5 separate regions of the Homo sapiens genome follow, and all the other regions are linked to region 1. A link is a loop called in an ENCODE intact Hi-C map of the cell type or tissue named here. Cell type or tissue: heart left ventricle. All regions are shown on one strand. Region 1 has its middle 35 kb from the start of PLA2G4D. Region 2 overlaps EHD4 (EH domain containing 4). Region 3 overlaps EHD4 (EH domain containing 4). Region 4 holds the start of SPTBN5 (spectrin beta, non-erythrocytic 5). Region 5 overlaps ZNF106 (zinc finger protein 106).

What was found. Hi-C counts contacts between places; a loop is a spot of excess contacts. Peaks named below come from ENCODE experiments on the same cell type or tissue, not always from the same donor. Only the 100,000 strongest peaks of a DNase experiment are listed, where the experiment ranks them.
Region 2: a loop joins it to region 1, with 2.8 times the contacts of the local background. A loop is called at or near these places in 16 of 110 quality-filtered maps.
Region 3: it touches region 1 in a loop (2.4-fold over the local background); 13 of 110 quality-filtered maps call a loop at or near these places.
Region 4: a loop joins it to region 1, with 2.6 times the contacts of the local background. A loop is called at or near these places in 11 of 110 quality-filtered maps.
Region 5: a loop joins it to region 1, with 4 times the contacts of the local background. A loop is called at or near these places in 18 of 110 quality-filtered maps.

Annotation. Positions count from the first base shown.
Region 1 is chr15:42,057,800-42,061,799 of GRCh38, reverse strand. No RefSeq gene overlaps it. Among named protein-coding and RNA genes, the nearest start is that of PLA2G4D, 35 kb to the left of the region's middle. In heart left ventricle, CTCF peaks have their summits at 1,702 and 1,904 (motif pointing right); a DNase peak (open chromatin) is centred at 1,908.
Region 2 is chr15:41,914,591-41,918,590 of GRCh38, reverse strand. All of the region lies in intron 4 of EHD4 (EH domain containing 4), which reads left to right. Among named protein-coding and RNA genes, the nearest start is that of EHD4-AS1, 4.8 kb to the left of the region's middle. RefSeq lists an enhancer at 586-880. In heart left ventricle, a CTCF peak has its summit at 1,942; a DNase peak (open chromatin) is centred at 1,860; H3K27ac peaks cover 4,000 bases.
Region 3 is chr15:41,902,455-41,906,454 of GRCh38, reverse strand. All of the region lies in intron 5 of EHD4 (EH domain containing 4), which reads left to right. Among named protein-coding and RNA genes, the nearest start is that of SPTBN5, 10 kb to the right of the region's middle. RefSeq lists enhancers at 1,432-1,501, 1,823-2,326, 2,327-2,831. In heart left ventricle, a CTCF peak has its summit at 1,740 (motif pointing right); a DNase peak (open chromatin) is centred at 1,663; H3K27ac peaks cover 895 bases.
Region 4 is chr15:41,892,359-41,896,358 of GRCh38, reverse strand. It overlaps SPTBN5 (spectrin beta, non-erythrocytic 5), which reads left to right and starts at 2,306. Exons shown (of 68, transcript NM_016642.4): 1 at 2,306-2,460; 2 at 2,813-3,077; 3 at 3,298-3,465. The coding sequence starts at 2,862. It overlaps EHD4 (EH domain containing 4), which reads left to right. Exons shown (of 6, transcript NM_139265.4): 6 at 1-426. LOC105370792 (a long non-coding RNA gene) reads right to left here and starts at 3,582. Exons shown (of 4, transcript NR_135681.1): 1 at 3,281-3,582; 2 at 1,023-1,132; 3 at 1-779. RefSeq lists an enhancer at 3,462-3,521. In heart left ventricle, a CTCF peak has its summit at 1,519; DNase peaks (open chromatin) are centred at 1,048, 1,418 and 3,602; H3K4me3 peaks cover 2,630 bases; H3K27ac peaks cover 3,193 bases.
Region 5 is chr15:42,469,858-42,473,857 of GRCh38, reverse strand. It overlaps ZNF106 (zinc finger protein 106), which reads left to right. Exons shown (of 22, transcript NM_001366845.3): 2 at 1,537-1,622. The coding sequence starts at 1,569. Among named protein-coding and RNA genes, the nearest start is that of ZNF106, 19 kb to the left of the region's middle. In heart left ventricle, CTCF peaks have their summits at 1,879 and 2,082 (motif pointing right); a DNase peak (open chromatin) is centred at 2,197; H3K27ac peaks cover 1,552 bases.

The DNA of each region.
Region 1 (4,000 bases):
GTAAACATATAACAAAAAGTGAAGAAATGATACGTTCAAGTGAGGAAATGGCAAAATTCAGATTCATTATCATTACAGGGAAGGTTATGATTAGAGGGATATACAAAAGCATTGGTAATCTTCTTCTTCTTTTGTTTTTTTTTTTAGACAGGGTCTCACTGTCACCCAGGCTAGAGTGCAGTAACATGATCTCAGCTCACTGAAACCTCTGCCTCCCAGGCTCAAGCGATCCTCCCACCTCAACCTTCCAAGTAGCTGGGATCACAGGTGCACACCACCCCCCACCATCTGCTAATTTTTGTATTTTTTTGTAGAGGTGGGGTGTTGCCATGTTGCCCAGGCCGGTTTCAAACTTTTGGCCTCCAGCGATTCTCCTGCCTTGGCCTCCCAAACCTGCTAGATTACAGGTGTGAACCACTATGACTGGTCAGTAATATTCTATTTTAAGCTGAAGGAGAGGAGGTTTGAGTACATTGGTATATATTTTGTTACTCTTCACATTTTATATATGAATGTGTGATATATATTCCTTTGTATTTATGAAGCATTTCATACTAAAAATAAGTAAGTCTTAGGATCAGAACTTGGGAGGCAGTTTGGCAGCTGAAGAAGCAAAGGGAATGGCAAGGGCTGTCATTTGTGGCGCACGACCTGTGGGCTGAATGCTTCCAAGCATCTGCATTTTCACATTGAATTTTCACAACAGCCACAGTGAGGTATGTGCTGTGCTAAGCGTTGGGTTCTGAGGTCAGGTTGGTGAAATAACCTGCTCAAGGCCACAGAGCCAGCAGGAGGTGGAGCCAGGATCTGAATCCAGGCCACCTGCCTGCAGAAGTCACATGCTGGACTACCCTACATGCTGCCAAGGACTGTTTTCACAGGCAGGACAAGCACCTGTTAATCCTCAATCCCAACGCAGAGCTCTGGTTTGCTGGATTGGCCAGTGCATCATAAGCCAGGAGGCCTAACGAGTTTCTCATCCTCTCACAGGATCTAGGACAGCTGAATCTGTGGTGCAATTTGGGCCTGACTTTCCCAAGATCCAGGGGGAAAGGCAGCTTGTTTGGAGCCAAGGGGGTTCCTGAGATGGGAGATTTTCAGTGCAAAAATGGAGAAGGTCCTGGGCAAAGTGGGGCAAGTTGGTTATTCTACCTGCCACCTGGTCATGAGCAGTCAAGGAGGGGCGGAGGACAGGCCAACCTGACACTGCCTGGGCACAGAAAGATGGGGAAGACACCCACATGAATCCCAGGCGCTAGTACAATGTGCCCCGAACAATGCCTTGGGCTTCTACTAGCAGAAAAACGACTTGTCCACCTGGGCGGTATGGACGAGGGAAGAGGAACTAGAAGTACGTGCCTCCCAGCAGAGAGCCACAGGAGAAAAAGTGAGCTCTTCTCTGACTCCAGCCCTCCTCGGGGTGGGGGCTGGTCTGTGGGAATGAACCTTGAGTGAGCGTGGAACAGCCAGGTGCCTCCAATCGCAGGGGGCAGAGGAGATCATGATTGTGGGAGAAGCCATCCTGGCTCCATTTACCTTGAGATGATTCCTGAACATCTGCAAGCCTCTGCTTCCTTGTCTCTAAAAGGTGACAACAATGGCCACTCCGCAGCACTGCTGGAGGGATGACGCTGAATACTGTATGTGAAGGGTGTGGCACGGTACCAGACACAGGAAGTACTTGATAAATGGTAGTTCTTTAAAAAATTTTTATCATTATTTTAGAGATGGACTTGTATCCTGATTAGATACAATGCCATGGAGATGGAGCACTTTTATTCACATAAATGATTACTGGTCTAAGTATAAATTATGTCCTGGGTTGTGACACTTGCTATAATGCCCGGTTTGAAAAACAGCAATTAACTTTTTCTGAGGTAAGATTGCAGTTCAGGTGGCTGCCACCAGGGGGCTGTGTTGCCAAGTGACGGTGTTGCCAGGACAATTAATTGCCTGGAGTAGTGGTCCCCAAGAGCACAGAGCATACTCGTCACTCCGTAAAACTTTCCACAAAATACGCTCTTATTTATAGAAGTCCTGCTATGTTGCTTAGGCTGGTCTTGAACTCTTGGGCTCAAGCAATTCTTCTGCCTAGCTTCCCAAAGTGATGGGATTACAAGCATGAACCACTGCGCTTGGCTGAAATAATGCTTTTAAACTCATGTGACAACCTTATATATTAATTAGCAGCCAGCATTTACACATATATTCAAAGAAGAACATGATTCAAAGCAAAATTCAAAGACATAAATGCCTAGGTAAAGTCTCTCACAGTACTGTCACAACCCAATGGCACTTGGGACTTTCCTCTTCACGGCCAGGGTGTCTATCAACAGTAAAATGGGCAAATAATGTTTGGAGTATTCATGCAATGGAATATTATGCAGCCGTGAAAACAAACACTCTGTATTACACACAGTATGGATGGGTTTCATAAACATAATGTTGAATGTAAGAAGCAAGGCATGGAAGAATAAAATATTGAACAGTTGCATTGGTATAAAGTGCCAAAACTGATCAAACTAATTACAGTAGCAGAAATCAGGATAGCATTTACCTTTGGAAGACAGGTGTGCCATGATTGGAAGGAAGCCAAGGAAGGTTTCTAGGATGCTGGTGACGTTCTGTTTCTCCATCAGGATGCTTGTTACATGGGTGTATTCAAAAGGGAAACTTAATGAAGCTGCACATTTTTTTTCTTTATGCAGTATACTTTCTATTTTATTTTTTAAAAGTGAGGCTAAAAAATGAGATTCTTGGCCGAGTGTGCTGGCTCATGCCTGTAATTCCAGCGCTGTGGGAGGCCAAAGCAGGTGGATCACTTGAACTGAGGAGTTTGAGGCTGCAGTGAACTATGACTGCATCACTGCACTCCAACCTGGGCAACAGAGTGAGACCTTGTCTCTAAAAAATATATATATATAAATAAATAAATAGAAATGAGATCCTTAAAGAAAATAATAAATGCTGATAACATCATCAGTGTTATCTCTGAAAGGTGAACTTAAAGGTATCTTACATTCTGCTATTTCTATACATATTTATTTTCTTTTTTAAAACAAATTTTAGATTCTGGGGGTACATGTACAGGTTTGGGGTTACATGGGTATATCGCATGGTACTGAGGTTTGGGCCCTACCCAAGTAGCGAACATAGTACCCAATAGGCAGTTTGTCCACCCTTCTCCCACTCTCTCCCTCCCCGCTTTTGGAATTCCCGGTGTTTATTTTTCCCATCTTTGTGTCTGCCACTTACAAGTAAGAACACGTAGTATTTAGTTTTCTGTTTCTGTGTTAATTCAATTAAGGTAACAGCCTCCAGCCTTATCCATGGTACTGCAAAGGACACGATTTTGTTCTTTTTTATGGCTGTGTAGTATTCCATGGTGTATATGCACCACATTTTCTTTAATCTACTTTTGATGGGTGCCTGGGTTGATTCTATGTCCTTGCTCTTGTGAATAAACACTGCACACTCATAATTCATGCAGTTTTCTGTGTATATGTCTAGTTTTAAGAGTTTACTAAAGAGAAAAAATCTGAGGGTGTCATCATCTGCATAGTGGAGCACAGCAACCTGTGATTTGTGCCTGCCAAGTAAGTGTTCCTGTCACTCTTCTCTGTTGACAACTCCTGTCCAGCAGCCCTAGGAGAGAGGGTGTGACCAGGACTGGCCTATCTCAGTGTGTCATCTCCTTGCCACTGGGGATTGCCTCGGGGGGCAGACACCTAACTTGAGCAAGCCCATCTGAGCCCTTCCCTATTAGAAAGATTCCTGTTGAAAAAATTTCTCCCTTGATGTTGGGGTGGCTGAGCCTGGGCTGCCAGGGGCTGTATCCCCACCACTGGAGGAGGGCTGTCTACAGAAAGAGAGAGTGAGGCCAGTGGGTGAAGGGGGACAGAGGAGACAAGGGCAGGACAAACAGCCCTGGCCGCTGCCAATCCCAGGTTCTGTTCTTCTCCAACTTCCCAGAATCTTCCTTGTGTCAAACCTGTGAGTT
Region 2 (4,000 bases), 140 kb after region 1:
CAGCAGCCCCAGGAGTGTGTGCCCAATGGGGCAGTGAGAGGTGACCTGCTGACATCCCTCAAGTGACAGAGTCAATTCATGTCTCCAAAGAGAGAAAAGCATATCCCTCCTCCAAGAGAAAATACAGAGAAAAAAATGGCTCTTTAAAAAATATGTGCATGTTTCATAAAATCATTGTCCTCTAATGCTGGAAGTGCCTTTAGAGTTTTATCTAGTCCTAGTGAAGTTCAAACCTGGCTGATCATCAGAAGCAACATACATTCCCAGGCCCTGCCCCAGAGCCTCGGATATAGGGGTGTGCGTGCACACATGGCCTTGTGTGAATATGCATGTGTGTAAACATGCGCGTGTGTGTGTGTGTGTGTGTGTGTGTAAAGCTCCCTGGGTGATTGGCTATGTGCCAGTCATGGTATGGATGCTGCCATGAGTGCTCTGGGAAGGGTGACTACGTGCCTGGCCAGGAGGCAGGGAGGGCTTCCCTGATGGGGACAGCCAAGGTGGGGACAATTCTTCCTCCTTCTTGCTGCTCATTAGCAGCCTGTCCTCGTGCCAGTGTGCTCACTGGGCAGCCTCTTGCCTGGGTGAAAACAAACACCGTCCTGGCTGCTGCTGCCCCTCACACAGGACCTCGATGTCCTGTGTCCCTCTCTGTCACGTGTGTCCCAGTGCGTGTGCATGCATTCCTCCCATATGGCTCAGCTAACCTGCAGTGGTGTGGTGCTTGTGTGAGTCATCCTTCTTTATCTGTTCTTCCTGGTCCAAGTGGCTTCCTTTCCAGAGCTACAAGCCATTTTTGCTCCAGTTCTGCAAGGCAGATGTGCTAACTAGTTTGTAAATCCACTTACGTGCAGCTCTCCTGAAATGATTTTGCCCTCGCCCTTGTCCTGGGCCTAATGCTTGGTAGCAGGAAGGCTGTTTTTCCACTCGGTGATCCCTTGGTTTGTGGTGTTTCCTTTCTCCAGCAGGTACAACTGAACAACCTTCAAGGTGTGTGACACCCCACATTAGTTTATAACCAAAGTTGGTGACTCATGTCATAGCCTTTGCAGATTTTGAGATTTTTTAAAACTATTTTTAAATGCTCATGGACATTCTTCATTTACCAGTTATTGGTAAATGAAGACCCAGTGACTGGAGATGCTGCTGTATTCAGTCATATAAATAAATAAGGAGGCCGGGCACGGTGGCTTACGCCTGTAATCCCAGCACTTTGGGAGTCGGAGGCGGGTGGATCACAAAGTCAGGAGTTCAAGGCCAGTCTGGCCAACATATTGAAACCCCGTCTCTACTAAAAATACAAAAATTAGCCAGGCATGGTGGCAGGCACCTGTAATCCCAGCTACTCAGGAGGCTGAGGCAGGAGAATCGCTTGAACCCAGGAGGTGGAGGTTGCAGTGAGCCAAGATCGTGCCACTGCACTCCAGCCTAGGCGACAGAGTGAGACTCTGTCTCAAATAAATAAATAAATAAATAAATAAATAAATAAATAAATAAGGAGCAGAAAGCTCGCTGGAAATGCCAAGCGCCTTAACCCGTAGAGCTTCCCTGCCATCCTTGAGCCTCGGGCCCTCTGAACGGGCCAGCGCGGCCTGGGTTTGGAGGCACAGAACGCTGCTCTGTATTCTGACACTGTGAATAATGAAAACCCTTGTGTGGATGCAGGGAGTGGGGGACGGTCAAACTTGCTGAGCTTACTTGCAGGAAAAAGGCTTGTGGTTTTTTTCTTCCTAAGAATAGTATCTGGCTTGTTCCTTTTCACAAAGGAAAATGTTTGAAGTATGGGTATTTGCAGCCGGAGCTTCTCAGTGCCAGTTGCTCGTGGGCAGTGCCATGCTGAGGAACGGGGACAGGAAGCGGGCTCACCCGGAGGAGAAGCCGGACTCAGCACGGCGGCCTTGGCCACTAACTCATGACATTGACCTCACGCCACCTGCAGTTTCATGTTCCACCGCTGAACTTGTTTCTGCTTAAATGGACAGATGCTTACCTGAGTTTTTCTTTTTGGAGTGTTTATATTTTCCAAAAGTGCTTTTATTTTGGTTTATTAACCTTTCTCTTGATCCAGTTTTCCTTTTTCACACCAACTGTTCCAAAGCTCTGTAGTCTGCATTATGTGTGTTTTTTTGTTTGATCCTGTTGACAACTACACAGTTGGGCATTTTTGTCCTCATTTCCCACCTGAGGGAACGGAAGCTCAGAAAGGTGAAGTTATGTCCCCGAGGCTTCACAGCCTGTAAGCTGCAAAGTATACGTTCAAACCTCGGTCAGTGTGACACCTCAGTCCAGAAAGCAGTCACCTGAAATCGGGAGTGAACAGCAGCTACAGTACCTCCTCCCTGTGTCCTTGTTTTCTGCACTGATCTGTTAATCTATTTATTCCATAAAAGTCTCCATCCACAGAAACCCTACAAAGTTTAGGTTTATCAAGCTGACACTTTGAAAACATGCAAAGGGTAAGTTTTCAGATGTCAGCTAAGAGATGTCAAGTCTGAGTTGGGTTGTGGAGTATGTTTATTTATAGAACACCATAATTAACCAGGATTCATGGCCCATCCAGATAAAGCAAGTGCGCCGTTTTAATCAAACTCGAAGTGTCATAAAGGTGACATTTTAATAATATGAAAAGTAGATAGATACTCTTCCCAAAGAGCTCTTGAAGTTTATTTCCCTTCTTTTTCTGTTTGTATATTTTTTTCACATCTCTGTATTTAAGGAACAGGGAAACTTTAGAGTGGGTTTTTGGTTAGCCTCAAAGATCACTTCTTACAATCTCAGTAGACATCCTTCTTGGAAGACGGCTCACACTCTGAGATGCCAATCAGGGTTCATTTCATGATTCTTTAAAGGAAGCTGTTTTGGGAAAGCCCAAAAAAGGGTTTGGAACATGTCATTTACTTTTATTCAGCTATAATTAAAATAGCCAAATTAAAGAAATTAGACTCATACAAATCCCAAACAATGCAAGTTCACTATCAGACCCCACCCTTTAGAAGCGTATTGCCCAAGAATAGGAAAGGCTGTCACCCATTTGGAGATCTTTGCTCAACAAAAATGAGGCAACATTTGAGGAAGAAACAAGTAAAACTGAGAAAGAAGAGGAGAGGTCAGTGATTTTCAAGGTTCACTGTAGTTCTGTGGAATTTAGCTTATTCTTTCAAATGTAGACTCTTCTCAGTCACATGTGATGTGCACAGCCTGGCTTTCTTGTCTATAGGCTGGGCACGGTGGCTCACACCTGTAATCCCAACACTTCAGGAAACCAAGGCGGGCAGATCACTTGAGGTCAGGAGTTCGAGACCAGCCTGGCTAACATGGTGAAACCCCGTCTCTACTAAATGTCATCAAAATGACAAAATGACAGTTTTTCTCTAGGCTAATAACTCAATGAGCAGAAAGGAAAGTCCTCCCTTTTAAATGTATATGAATGTATATGTAGTTCACACTTACACTCTGACACAGATCTCATTGTGTCCAATGATGTGTGTGTGTGTGTGTGTGTGTGTGTCTCCAAGACTGAGACACATGTACTAAAGAGTGATACTGGCCACATCTACTCTGGGCTTGGAGGGTAACTTCAGCAAGTGCTGGATACAAAAATTACAAAAAAAATTACAAAAAAATTACAAAAAATACAAAAATTAGCTGGGCGTGGAGGTGGGCGCCTGTAATCCTGGCTACTCAGGAGGCTGAGGCAGGAGAATCACTTGAACCCAAGAGTTGGAGGTTGCAGTCAACCAGGATCGTGCCACTGCACTCCAGCCTGGGCGACAAAGCAAGACTCCATTTCAAAAAAAAAAAAAAAAAATTCTCCTGTAAAGAAATGAGGCATTTTTTGTGCACCAAATGGATTCAGGCTAAAGCGTGTGAGAATCATGATATAATGGATCATGAAGATCCTGGTATTGCCTAGTCCTCGGCAGGGCTCTAAAAATAACTCAGTCAGCAGCCCTGAGCTACTGTGGATGTGTGTGTGTCAGTGCTTGAGCCCATAAATGGAAGC
Region 3 (4,000 bases), 160 kb after region 1:
GATGAGGGTGGAGGATTTTACTGAGCAACAAAACAACTCTCAGTGAAGAGGGGATGGGAAGATTGGGTTGTCTCTCCTGAAGTCAGGTCATCTCCCCAGTGTGGCTGAGTCTGGGGTTTTTATAGGCACAGGATAGAGGAGTGCATGCTGATTGATTTGTGAGTATGCAAAAAAGGTTAAAACAAAGGCACCAGTCAAAGGTGGACATAACAGTGTAAAAACAATTAGGGAAGGGTAGGTATATGTAAAATAGGTGAAGGGTGAGGATCAATCAAAGAAAAGCAGCCAAATGGAAAGACAGGTTCTCAATCCAGTCCATGGATTTGACTTGTAGCTTGGCCTGCAGGCTTTAAACTGCCTTTGGCTTGAAGATAGGGTTTCACTGGAGACCCACCCCTATCTGCCTCAGCATTTTTCTGCCTCCTGCTGCTATCACTGTTCTAGGCCCCTGGAATAAATCAACACAAAAAAATGAACAAATGAGGCTGGACATAGTGGCTTACGCCTGTAATCCCAGCACTTTGGGAGTCTGAAATGGGAGGACTGCTTGAGTCCAGGGGTTGGAGAACAACCTGGGCAACATAGTGGGACCCGATATCCATTAAAATATTTTAAAATTAGCCAGGTGTGGTTGGCTCATGCCTGTGTTCCCAGCCAGTTGAGAGGGTGAGGTGGGAGGATGGCTTAAGCCCGGAGGTCGAGGCTGCTATGAGCCATGATCACGCCACTGCACTCCAGCCTGGGCGACAGAGGAGACCCTGTCAAAAAACAGAAAAAATGAACAAATGGGGGTAAAAATAATTGACAGCAACCCCACTGTAAGGACACATGTTTCTTGTTACAATATGAGCACTGTTGTGCTTCCATGTAATTGAATTATCTGATGTCTGATATTTAGTATCTCTCTCCCACGTAAGTCTGTGGCTCCATGAGGTCAGTGACCCATGCCCTGTTCACTGCCATATCCCCAGCATCTAGGACGTGGTGAGTGCTCAATTCACACAAGCCAAGTGAATTAGTAAGTTAGTGTAAGGCCATATCACAGCAGGCTCTCAGGCCCTGACGCAGCCTCGATTCCCACAGGGCTTATAGACCAGGGGTTCCCCGTGCCAACCCCTAGAAGCTGCAGGAAGAGGCCTCCTTGGGAAGTAGGCTGAGGCCCAGTCACATCACCCCATTCCTTCGGAGAATCCCCAAGGAACAAGGCAGCCTGGAGCCTGTCAGGAATGCTTAGTGTCACCTGATACTGCAAGCTAGCTTGCTGTCACCGGAAGCTTTGAGGGGCGCGTGTGTGGGTTAGGGCCTGTCCCATCCCTGAGGCTGTTAAAGTCTAACATCCTCTGTAACATAGGCCTTGACAGAGGGGGGACATACGCTTAGAAGTGACCACACTGTGATCTTTGCACATATCAGGGTCACGCAGAGAGCTCGCTGATGCCAGCTTTAGGTTGTTATTCTCCCTGTTCTCTCATGGAGCCAGCTGGTCAGAGTGACTCTTAGCTGTAGCAGTGAGAGGAGAGTGTATTCTGAAGGCCCTTCCCTGAGCTGGGACAGGCCCTGCAACCCACCTGTGTGGCTGCCTGTGCGTGCCTGGCACGCTCTGGGGAGGGACCGTGACTGACAGCACAGTGTTAATACTGCAGGACAAGATGAGCACCCGAAGGGCCACCGTTACTGCTGACTCTGCTCCTCTGACTGGAAGGAGAATTTGGACCCCTCAGCTCATGAGTTGGCAGCATTTCAACAGCAGAGGGCAGCAGAGTCAGCCCCATCTGCTCAGACCCTCTGGTGGATTTGAAAACTCTTCTGGTTAATGTTGGCAATTAATGGGCAAGGGACAGCCCCACCAGAGACGGGGCTGGGAACTGACCTTTGCCTCTTGAGAGGGAGCAATTCCAGGGTCCTGGCTTAGTGGATACAACTGTTGATGGGCAAATACCTTTAAGTTCCCCAGTGTGTATTCATCCCAATAAGAACTGTTTTGGACTCACCGTGGCAGAGGGCAGGGATGATGATGGTTTGGTGCTGATGTCAGGAGTGACATGATGATGGTTTAACTGGTGCCCCCGCAGTCCCCGGTCAAGCCTGGGGGGGACCACAGGGATGAGAATGGAGGGTTTATTTCTTGCCTGCCTCCCAGGACAGGAATAACTGCTGCCTCCTGTCCACCCCTGCAAATATGCGGCCACTCCCCCTGCCAGTTTTCCAGAGCTCTGCAGTCGGAATCCACGGCCCCTGCAGGCTGGTGGGAAGTTTGGGCAGGCATCACCCTCCTTTGTCTGCTGGGCCAGACACAGGGGCTCTGTGTGCGCTCTGAGCGCAGGCTCATTCTTAAGGAAATGGGGTAGGTGTTCACGCACCCGGGGAATCCAAACTCGTTGACCCAGCAGCACTGGGATTTTTGTGGGGGACGCCTGCTCCTCCACCTGCTTAGCGTTCTCTTTTCCATCTCCTTGGCCCATTGAGATGTTGGTGGCAGGAGCCCGAAGTGCAGGCCGCATTGTTTGGTGCTGATGTCAGGAGTGACATGCTAGTGACTGCGTTTGAGAGACCCGGCCTGCAGTACCCGCTGCTCTGAGCTGAGCAGGGGCCACACGCTGGGTTTGCATGGTTTGATGGCTGCTGACTTTACTTCCTGAGAATATGTCAGAGTCCCTTCCCTAGAGAAATGTCAGCCCGTTTAGCTGATATTTCTCAGCTCTGTCCCCCCACCAACTACCACCCAGGAATCCCCTTCCAAATGTCAGCCCAGAATTCCTGCCCTGCCACCCTAGAGACCATGATTTTGATTCTCTATTGGAAACAACCTGTGTGTCCAGCTATAGGGGACAGGGTTAATTAAGAATGGCCCAGCTCTACAGTCTAAGTTCAATATTCTGTAACTGTTAAGAGAAAGGTTATGTAAAAATTAATACCACAGAAATATATGACATATTATTTGTTAAGAGTGTGGTATTGTTTCAGTGTGTGTGTGTGTGTGTGTGTGTGTGTGTGTGTGTGTATGTATGTTAATGGCTAGAAATGCATGCCCAGATATGCTAGCAGAGGTTTTTGCCAGATGATGAGATTATAAATTATTTTAAATTTTTAGTTTTGCTTACCAGTTTTTTCTGTTTTTTTTTTTTACAAGAAAGCATGATATTTATGATAACACCAAGTTTTTTTTTTTTTTTCCTAGCAGCCTGTCACATTGCTTCTGTCCAAAACAGCGAGGTCTGACTTTTCCTTGCAAATCTCCCTGCCTCATCTCCAGAAAATTGCACACCTGCATGGCCTCTCTTTGGCCCCCTCTAGAACTGTACATACAGAAATACTTCACATATAAAACCTGCCATACCTGGAACATTTCTGCATTTATTTAATAAAACTACTGTTGAAGACACTTTTCATCAGATCTTTGAAGCCTGTCATGTAAAGCTCTAGGTAACTCTCGCAGTTCAGAGCCACAGAAAGTTTGTCTCTTGCAATAAACAAGTGTTTTCTCTCCTTAGACAGTGAGGGTCCCCAGGGGTCCCCCTGGGCAACTGAGCTCTTCTCCTTATACAGGCGGTAGTTTTCCTTAACCTTAGCCATCTGATGTGATTATTCCCTTCCTCTCCCTAACATATATATATACATATGTATATATATACATACATATATATACACATACATATATATACACATACATATATATACACACATACATATATGTATACACATACATATGTATATATATATATATGGGTCTAATGACCAGGCTGGTCTTGAACTCCTGGGCTCAAGCAGTCTTCCCACCTTGACCTCCCAAAGTGCTGGGATTACAGGTGTGAGCCACTGAGCCTGGCCCCTCTCTCCCTTTTAATGACTTGGCTTTTTTCTTTCTAATGACTTTATAGATTTCATGTTATCCTTTTCACTGTGTTATGTCAAGTCCTTTTTTAAACAATTGGAGTATCCTTCCTCCATTACAACATAAGCTCATTTAAAGCAGGAATTATGGCTTTTCATATTTATTCTG
Region 4 (4,000 bases), 170 kb after region 1:
GAGCCTATTGATGCAACAATATAAATGGCACTGAGAGGGGTGTCCAGAGCTGCTGGGGTCAGGGGAGGGAGGTCAGCCTGGCAGAAGCCATCTTGTGGAGCATGAAAATGAAAGAGACCTTGAGAAAGGCCAGAGGAATCCAGGCCTGTGGTGACAACATTTGAGCTGCTGGATCAAACCTCACCTGAAGTCCTTCCTATTCCTACTAGATATTTTTTTCCACTGTGTGGGCCAATGCATTCCCTTTATACTGTGTAAGCCAGGCATGGTGGCTCACACCTATAATCCCAGCAATGCAGGAGGCTGAAGTGGGAAGATCGTTGAGGCCAGGAGTTCAAGACCAGCCTGGGCAACCTAAGAAGACCCTGTCTCTAAAAAAGAATTAAATATAAATAAATAAATAATAAAAATATAATGTTTAAACCAGTTTCACTTGAGATTTTAGTTACTTGCAACATAAATAATCCAAACTTTGTTCCGACCCACAGGGTTCTCATTTCACCAGGGGCTGCAATCAGTCGTGGCCAAACAGGAGCCAGTCCTTGCATTGTATGCAGTGGCTTTAGCTGCCGTTGAGCTAGAAAGGAAGAAAAGCAGTCCACAGCCCCCGCCAACAGCTTCAAAATGCCAATCCCTGTTGAGGTCTATGTGCGAAGCACCACGCAGTTCAGTCTGTCCTCCCCGCTCACAACATCACACAGGACTCCACGGGCCGAGCAGTTCAGTCTGTCCTCCCACGCTCACAACATCACACAGGACTCCATGGGCTGAGGGTCTTACTAGGAGAAGGAACAAGCTCAGTCTCCCTGGGGTAAGCGGGTGGGATGAGGGACTTCCTAGAAGAAACAGGATTTTAACTGGGGCAGGCAGGATAGGTGAATGTGGATGATGGAGAATGGGAAAGGACGTTCAAAGCTGAAAGAGCAGCTGAAGCCCAGCCTTGGGGCAGGAGAGCTCTGGTCCTGCTCAGGAAATGGTGAGTGGCCCATGGAGAGCACCCAGAGTGAGGGGGGCAGACTAGCCTGGTTAGGTAAGCTGGCAGGCTTCCAAGGCCTGGCTGAGGCAAGGTCTGGCAAGTCTGGATTTTCCTTCCCAGGCTGTGGGAGGCTTCACAGGCACGAGCAGAGCTGCACTGTGGAAAGGTGCGGGGTGGTGGTGTCCAGGATGCCGAGTTAGGGGGTCCGTGATGAGGACCCCCAGGGGCAGTGAGGGCAGAAGGGGGGGTGCACGGGAGGACCGCCACAGCAACTGCTGCGAGCAAGGGAGGGACGCAGGGTGTCTGGAAGCCAGCCGCTGCAGAAGGGGCCTGGCAGGGAGAGGACAGCAGGAGAGGAAGCGTCTCTCAGACGCAGGAAGCCGCACCCCACCCGAGACCACGGCACCTCTCAGCGTCACCCCTGACTGCCTGCAGTGGGCCCAGGCGGTTCAAGTGTGACTCATCCCTAGCCCAGCTCTCAAGGGCGCGCTGAGCGGCTGTCCTGCTGTGGGCTGTGGCTGCCAGGAGCGCCTCCCTGAGGAGCGGGCTGTCGCTTCAGAGGCTCCAGGGCCGCTGGAAGACACCCACACACACACACCCCAGCCCACACTGCTACCCTGAGTTTAGCCAGAGGCGGGTGAGACCCCCAGAATTAGAACTCGCCTTCACTCTGGCATGTAGTCCACGGCTGCTCGGGGAGGAAGGGATGGGCGCCCACCAGCTCCCTCTGCACCCCTGCCTCCGAGCCCCGGGCCACGGCCAGCTCTGTGGAGCCCAGAGTTAACACCGTGTCTCTAATTTTGGAGGAGACTCCACAGCCCTCGCAGTTCCAGGTCACCCCTTCCTCCAGGGAGCCTACCCTTCAGCCCCGGGCTAGGCAGGCTGCACTCTGGCAGGGCCTGGAAAGCCAAGCCCAGGGTCTGTGAGGCCCTCAGTCTATGGGCTGTTCCCTGGGGGTGAATGAGAAGACCACGGCCCAGGACGCTCCCTCATCCCCTCGCCCTGGGTGCTCACAGAGAGGCCCCAAGAGGGTACAGAGGGCAGTCTCAGATTGGGAAGTGCGTCCACAGGCTTCCCACAGAGGCTCTGCCCTTTGGTACCTCCTACGCAGACTGCAGCACCCCATGCGGTGGCAGGGCCGCTCCATGGGCCTCTGCGTCCTGGGAGCCAGGACCCCCACCTGGAGTTGGAGAAGTTGCTGGCGGGGAAGGGAGGATGATGAAGGAGGACATCATCTGGCAATGGCCCTGGAGCATTCCTGAACCACCCCCTCCCTGTCTGGGCCACGCCCTGTGGCAGGTGGGAGGACAATGCCGCCTGTGTGCCGTCACCCCAGCACGCTGGCTCAAGGGGAGGGCTGTGGTGCAGCCCTGCTCCAGCCTTGGCCTCTCCTGATGTCCCTCTCCCTCCCTCCACAGCCCCTGCTATCTGCCATCTCCATCCGTCCAGCTGGGCCGCCTCTGTGGAACCCAGGCATCACCAAGGTAAGCAGCCCCTGCTATCTACCATCTCCATCCGTCCAGCAGAGCCGTCTCTGTGGGACCCAGGCATCACCAAGGTAAGCAGTTTCCTGTCTTCCTTCCACCTGTCCCAGTCACTGTGGTGGAGGGACCTGGCAGCAGGGGCTCTGAGAAGAAGAATCTGGAAGGTGGGGTGGGGCAAAGGGGGCCCTGGGCCATTCAAGCACAGGGGACCAGAAGCACTGGCCCTTACCTGGCTGGGCTCCAAGCTGCAACCCCCATGAAATGTGAGGACAGTCTGGCAAGGCGGGACCCCAGGCCCCTGGTAGAGGGGCCATCTCCATTCACATCATCCCCTAATCTGCATGCCCTCCAGGTTTAGGGAGCCATCCAGCAGCTCCTCATCCCCAAAGTCTGCAGGGCTGATGGCTGGTCAGCCCCACAGTCCCCGGGAGCTCCTCGGGGCTGCAGGGCACCGCAGCAGGAGGCCCAGCACAGAACTCCGGGTCCCGCCCAGTCCAAGTCTCACCATGGACTCTCAGTACGAGACGGGCCACATTCGCAAGCTACAGGCCCGGCACATGCAGATGCAGGAGAAGACTTTCACCAAGTGGATCAATAACGTCTTCCAGTGCGGCCAGGTGAGTATAGCCAGCTGTGACCCACAGCCCACCCATACCAGGCCCCCAGCTCTGGCCAGTGGGCCTCCGGGGTGAGCTGTGGGGTCATCTGCCTGAGGCCAAGCTGAGGCCAGAGCTCCTTCTTCCAAAGCAGCTGCTCTGGGTCGTACCTCTCAGGTCCCAGGATGGGAGGACAGGTGAGGCTGGGCTGACCCCATACTTACCCCTGTCCCCTCCCCAGGCGGGCATCAAGATCCGGAACCTGTACACAGAGCTGGCTGACGGCATCCACCTCCTGCGGCTGCTGGAGCTCATCTCAGGGGAGGCCCTGCCACCCCCGAGCCGGGGCCGCCTGCGTGTGCACTTCCTGGAGAACAGCAGCCGAGCTCTGGCCTTCCTCAGGGCCAAGGTGGGCCCCAGGGAAAGGGGTCTGGGATGGTGCTGGGGCAGGCAGCTGGGACAGGCTGAACTACTGGGTCACCTTTCCTGCGCCAGGCCACTGGGCAGAACAGAGGAGCTGGGGCCTGAGTACAGGAGGAGTGGCTGGGACACAGAGGAGCAGAAGCCACGCCCTCCTCGCACAGCACCCCTGACTTGGAGAGCACCCAGCTGGCCATGGCAGTAGCAATCCAGGTCCCTACTGGGGTGGAAAATGTCACTGTCTGTCATAAGAGAGACTCACAGGATTCTAGGCCAAAAGAATCTTAGCGTTCTCTTAGGCTTTTCATTTCACAGATGAGGAAACAGAGGCCCTGAATTATTTACCAGGCAAGATCGATGGTTAACCAGCCAACAGAGCCCAGATGTGGGACTAAGACGGCAGGTGGGGAAGAGGAGCAGGGCCTGTCTTGGAGAAGGAGGGAGGAGGCCTCAGCAAATGGGGGGAGGCAGAGTCACCTGAAAGAAAGGGACAGGCTAAGGAGATGGGCACTAAAAGGAGGCCG
Region 5 (4,000 bases), 410 kb before region 1:
ACTTCTGCCACATTTTATTGATCAAAATAGTTCACAGGGAGGGGAAACAGACTCCATCCACCTTTTCATGGATGGTGGCAAGATCACATTGCAAAAGAGCACATGGGGTAGCAGATATTGTTGAGGCCTTCTATGGAAACATGATCTACCACAGTGCTATAAAAAATTAAGCAGGTTAATAGGGGAATAGAGAAACTGGAACTATGTGGAGAGGTGGGGTGTCAGAAAGTGCAATATTATGTAGAGGGTTAGGCAGGGCCTCTCCCATAAGGCAATATTTTAGATACCTGATGGAAATGAATGAGCCACGGGAACCATAAGGACTTTTTAAGGAAGAATATTCCAGGCAGAGAACAGAAAATGTAGAGGTGCAAAGGTGGGAGGATCTGTGATGTGAACAAAGAATAGCAACGAGGGGAATGCAAGTGCACCAGAATGATAGAGGAAGAACGGGAGGGCATGCGAATGATTCGGAGAGGAAGAGAGAAACAGATATTGTAGCCATGGCAAAGACTAGGTTTTCTGTGAGTGAGATGGACGCCATTGGGAAATTCTGAGCAGAGGAATTACATACAGGTTGAGTTCCTTTATCCGAAATGCTTGGGACCAAAAGTGTTGTGGAGTTCAGATTTTTTCGGATCTTGGAATATTTGCGTACTTACTGGCTGAACATCCCAAATCGGAACATTCCAAATCTAAACTGCTCCAGCGGGCATTTCCTTTGAGCATCATGTTGACACCCAAAAAGTTTCCGGTTTTGGATCATTTCAGATTTCAGATTTCAGATTTTTAGATTTGGAATTTTCAACCTGTATATGTTCTAACTTAAACTTGTTTTTTTTTTTTTTTTCAAAGTTGGAGTCTTGCTCTGTCGCCCAGGCTGGAGTGCCGTGGTGCAATCTCAGCTCACTGCAACCTCCGCTCTTGGGTTCAAGCAATTCTGCCTTAGCCTCCTGAGTAGCTGGTATTACAGGCACCTGCCACCACACCCAGCTAATTTATGTATTTTGAGTAGAGACGGGGTTTCACCATGTTGGCCAGGCTGGTCTCTAACTCCTGACCTCGTGATCTGCCCGCGTCGGCCTCCCAAAATGCTGGGATTACAGGCGTGAGCCCCTGCACCTGTCCATTCTGAATTAAACTTTAAAAGAATCTTATTCTAAGAATCTTTGGCTACTCTCAAAACACTGTTTTGAGAATCAGCTGTGAGAGGACAAGAGCAGAAGGAAGGAGTCGTTTCAGTAGTAGGGTAATGCCGTGTGGGATGAGAGATGTGCTGGGTGGTGAGAAGTGTTGGAATTTGGCTATATAGCAAGGTAGGTCTGACAATTTCCTAATGAGGGTGGATATGGGGTGAAAAAGAAGGATCAAGGATGGCTCCCAAAATGTTTACCCTATGCACCTGGAAACGGAAAGATCTGGGGGAGGAGCAAGGTGGAGGTGAGGAAGATAAGACTTGTAATTTTGGTTATGTGAAGATGAATGTAAGAAGGTACTGAGGAGAAAAGGTTACTAAATGTTACTTCCTCATTGCAGCTGTGACGTTGAGTGCTTCAGATCTGGTCACTATGGTACGAGAACGAAAATGCATATTATGCCACATCGTGTACAGCTCAAAAAAGGTAATAATGGAAGAGGGAGAATCTGAGGCTTTATGACTATTTTTTAAAGAGACATGTTATTAATAGATGTTATTAATATTAATAGACATATGTTATTAATAGGAAAAGCTTTGACAATGTCTTATTTATGCTTCTTTTCTTTCCTAAACCATAGTCTCATTCCACTGGTTTCTTTCTCGTTACTGCCTCCTAAAGCCAGTACCTGTATTATTAAACTTCTGTCCATCCAGAATTTGAGCGTATTCAAAACTAGATGACACAGAAATTTAGTAACCAGTTATAGGGAAGATACCTTAAAATTCCAAGGTTATTTGAAGTCATACTGCTTTCTGTAATTTTAAAATCATGTACTTTTTGATTAGCTAAGGATATAGCATCTATTATATGTACCTACAATCTGTTTATGCCTATGCTTGTGAAAAATGCAGCACAGCAGAAATGGTATTAACAATATCCTAGATGTCCACAAGGTGGGGATGTTGCTCAAAGTAAAACTTTTTTTTTGAAATGGAGACTTAACTGTGTTGCCTATGCTGGAGTGCAGTGGCGCAATCTCAGCTCACTGCAACCTCTGCCTCCCCAGTTCAAGTGAGTCTCCTGCCTCAGCCTCCCAAGTAACTGGGATTACAGGCATGTGCTGCTGGGTATGGCTGATTTTTGTATTTTTAGTAGAGACAGGGTTTCACCATGTTGCACAGGCTGGTCTTGAACTCCTGACCACAGGTTTTTCACCTGCCTCGGGCCTGTCAAAGTGCTAGGATTACAGGCATGAGCCACTGTGCCCGGCCAAAACATCTTTTTAGGACCTAAAATTGGCTGCAATTTGTGTCACTTTTTGCCTTTACCTGCCTTTATCATTTGCTTTCAGAGTAGTGCTGCTAGTTTAAATACTGAGGAATTTATTCTCTTTGCTTTTAAGATGCTCTTGATTGTTACTGGAAATGCAGAGAACTGGGAGGATCATGGGCTAGGTTAGCCAGGGAAGTGTGAGTGGAAGTGGTAAACTTTGAAAAGTGTCTAGAGTAACGATGGTTTAAGAGAAACGAGGAAGAGATATTTTGGGTAGGAGAACAACATGTACAGAGACAAATGGAATGGAGTATGACAGTTCTAGGAGTTGGCAAGAAGGCTCATCTGATTAAAACAGTTTTGCCTTGGGAATAGCAGGACTGTAATTTGTAATTAAGTGAAGATAGTTGATAAACAGTGTTGGATGCCAGACTGAAGGGTCGATTATGATCCACCAAGTAGACTTGGGTGGATACTATTTTTTTTTCTATCTAGATTTCTGTTAGTGATGGAAAAATTAGTGAGATTTAAAAATCATGTTTAATAATATACCTGCTACTGTTTACAAAAATAGAAGAATGCTCTTCTAGTTTTAAAAATTTGATGAAGGTTTATACAAATTGTCAATAAGTCAGAATTCCTTATGACTACTTTCACGTTGGACAGAGGTAGGGAGAAGATGTGAGATGGAAAGGCTGCTGTTCAGAGATGTGATATCAGAGTTTCATAGAATAGCAGCCCTATCTTGTGATACCATGATTTTGTGATTTTGCCATTTTAAATCTTTCTGGCTCTGCTACTCTGGTTTCAAACATACTTTTATCTCTTCATACTTTTCCATGATCATAATGAAGTTAAATGAAGGGCTGGAATTATCTACTCCTGCCCTAGGAAAAGCTGATTGTAGTTTTTATTTATTTTCCTTTTTTTTAAAAAAAGGAAAAGCTGGTTGTAGTTTTTATTTTTATTTTTTGCCTTTTTATTTTTTTTTAAAGCAAGGGAATGGCCTGCTTTAAGTGAGTGGTATGACTTAAGAAAGTAACAAAATGGGTTAGTTGGAAGGGATAACTGATACTTATTTTCAGATAGGACTATGAACAATTGGTGTTGAAGCCATGCTTGTCTCCAATTTCCCAAACTAGTGTAACTCTGGTTTCTCCAAATAAACTATGGAGGAGAAAAGGTTCTAAGTGACTTGAGTATGGGGAAAAGCTGTGTAAGGTATCCCTGAGTATCCTGAGGCCCATTAACATAAAATACTGAGAAGCCCTGGAGTTAAATATATGTGTATAATAGAGATGGAGTCTTACTGTGTTGCCCAGCCGGTCTTGAACTCCTGGCCTCAAGTGTGAGCCACTACACCTGGTCATATTTTTTGTATTATTCAATGTTTTCCACATGTGTTTAACCATGAGTCCCCCCTCCCCTCCAACCAACCCAGCCTTTAAAAATATAATACTGATTAATATACAAGGCCTAAATAGAAGCCTAATACATGAGAAGGAATGCATTTGGGGCTATTACCTTAATCCTGTGCCTGTGGATCTTTTTTCTTTTCTTTCTTTCTTTTTTTTCTTTTTTTTTTTTTG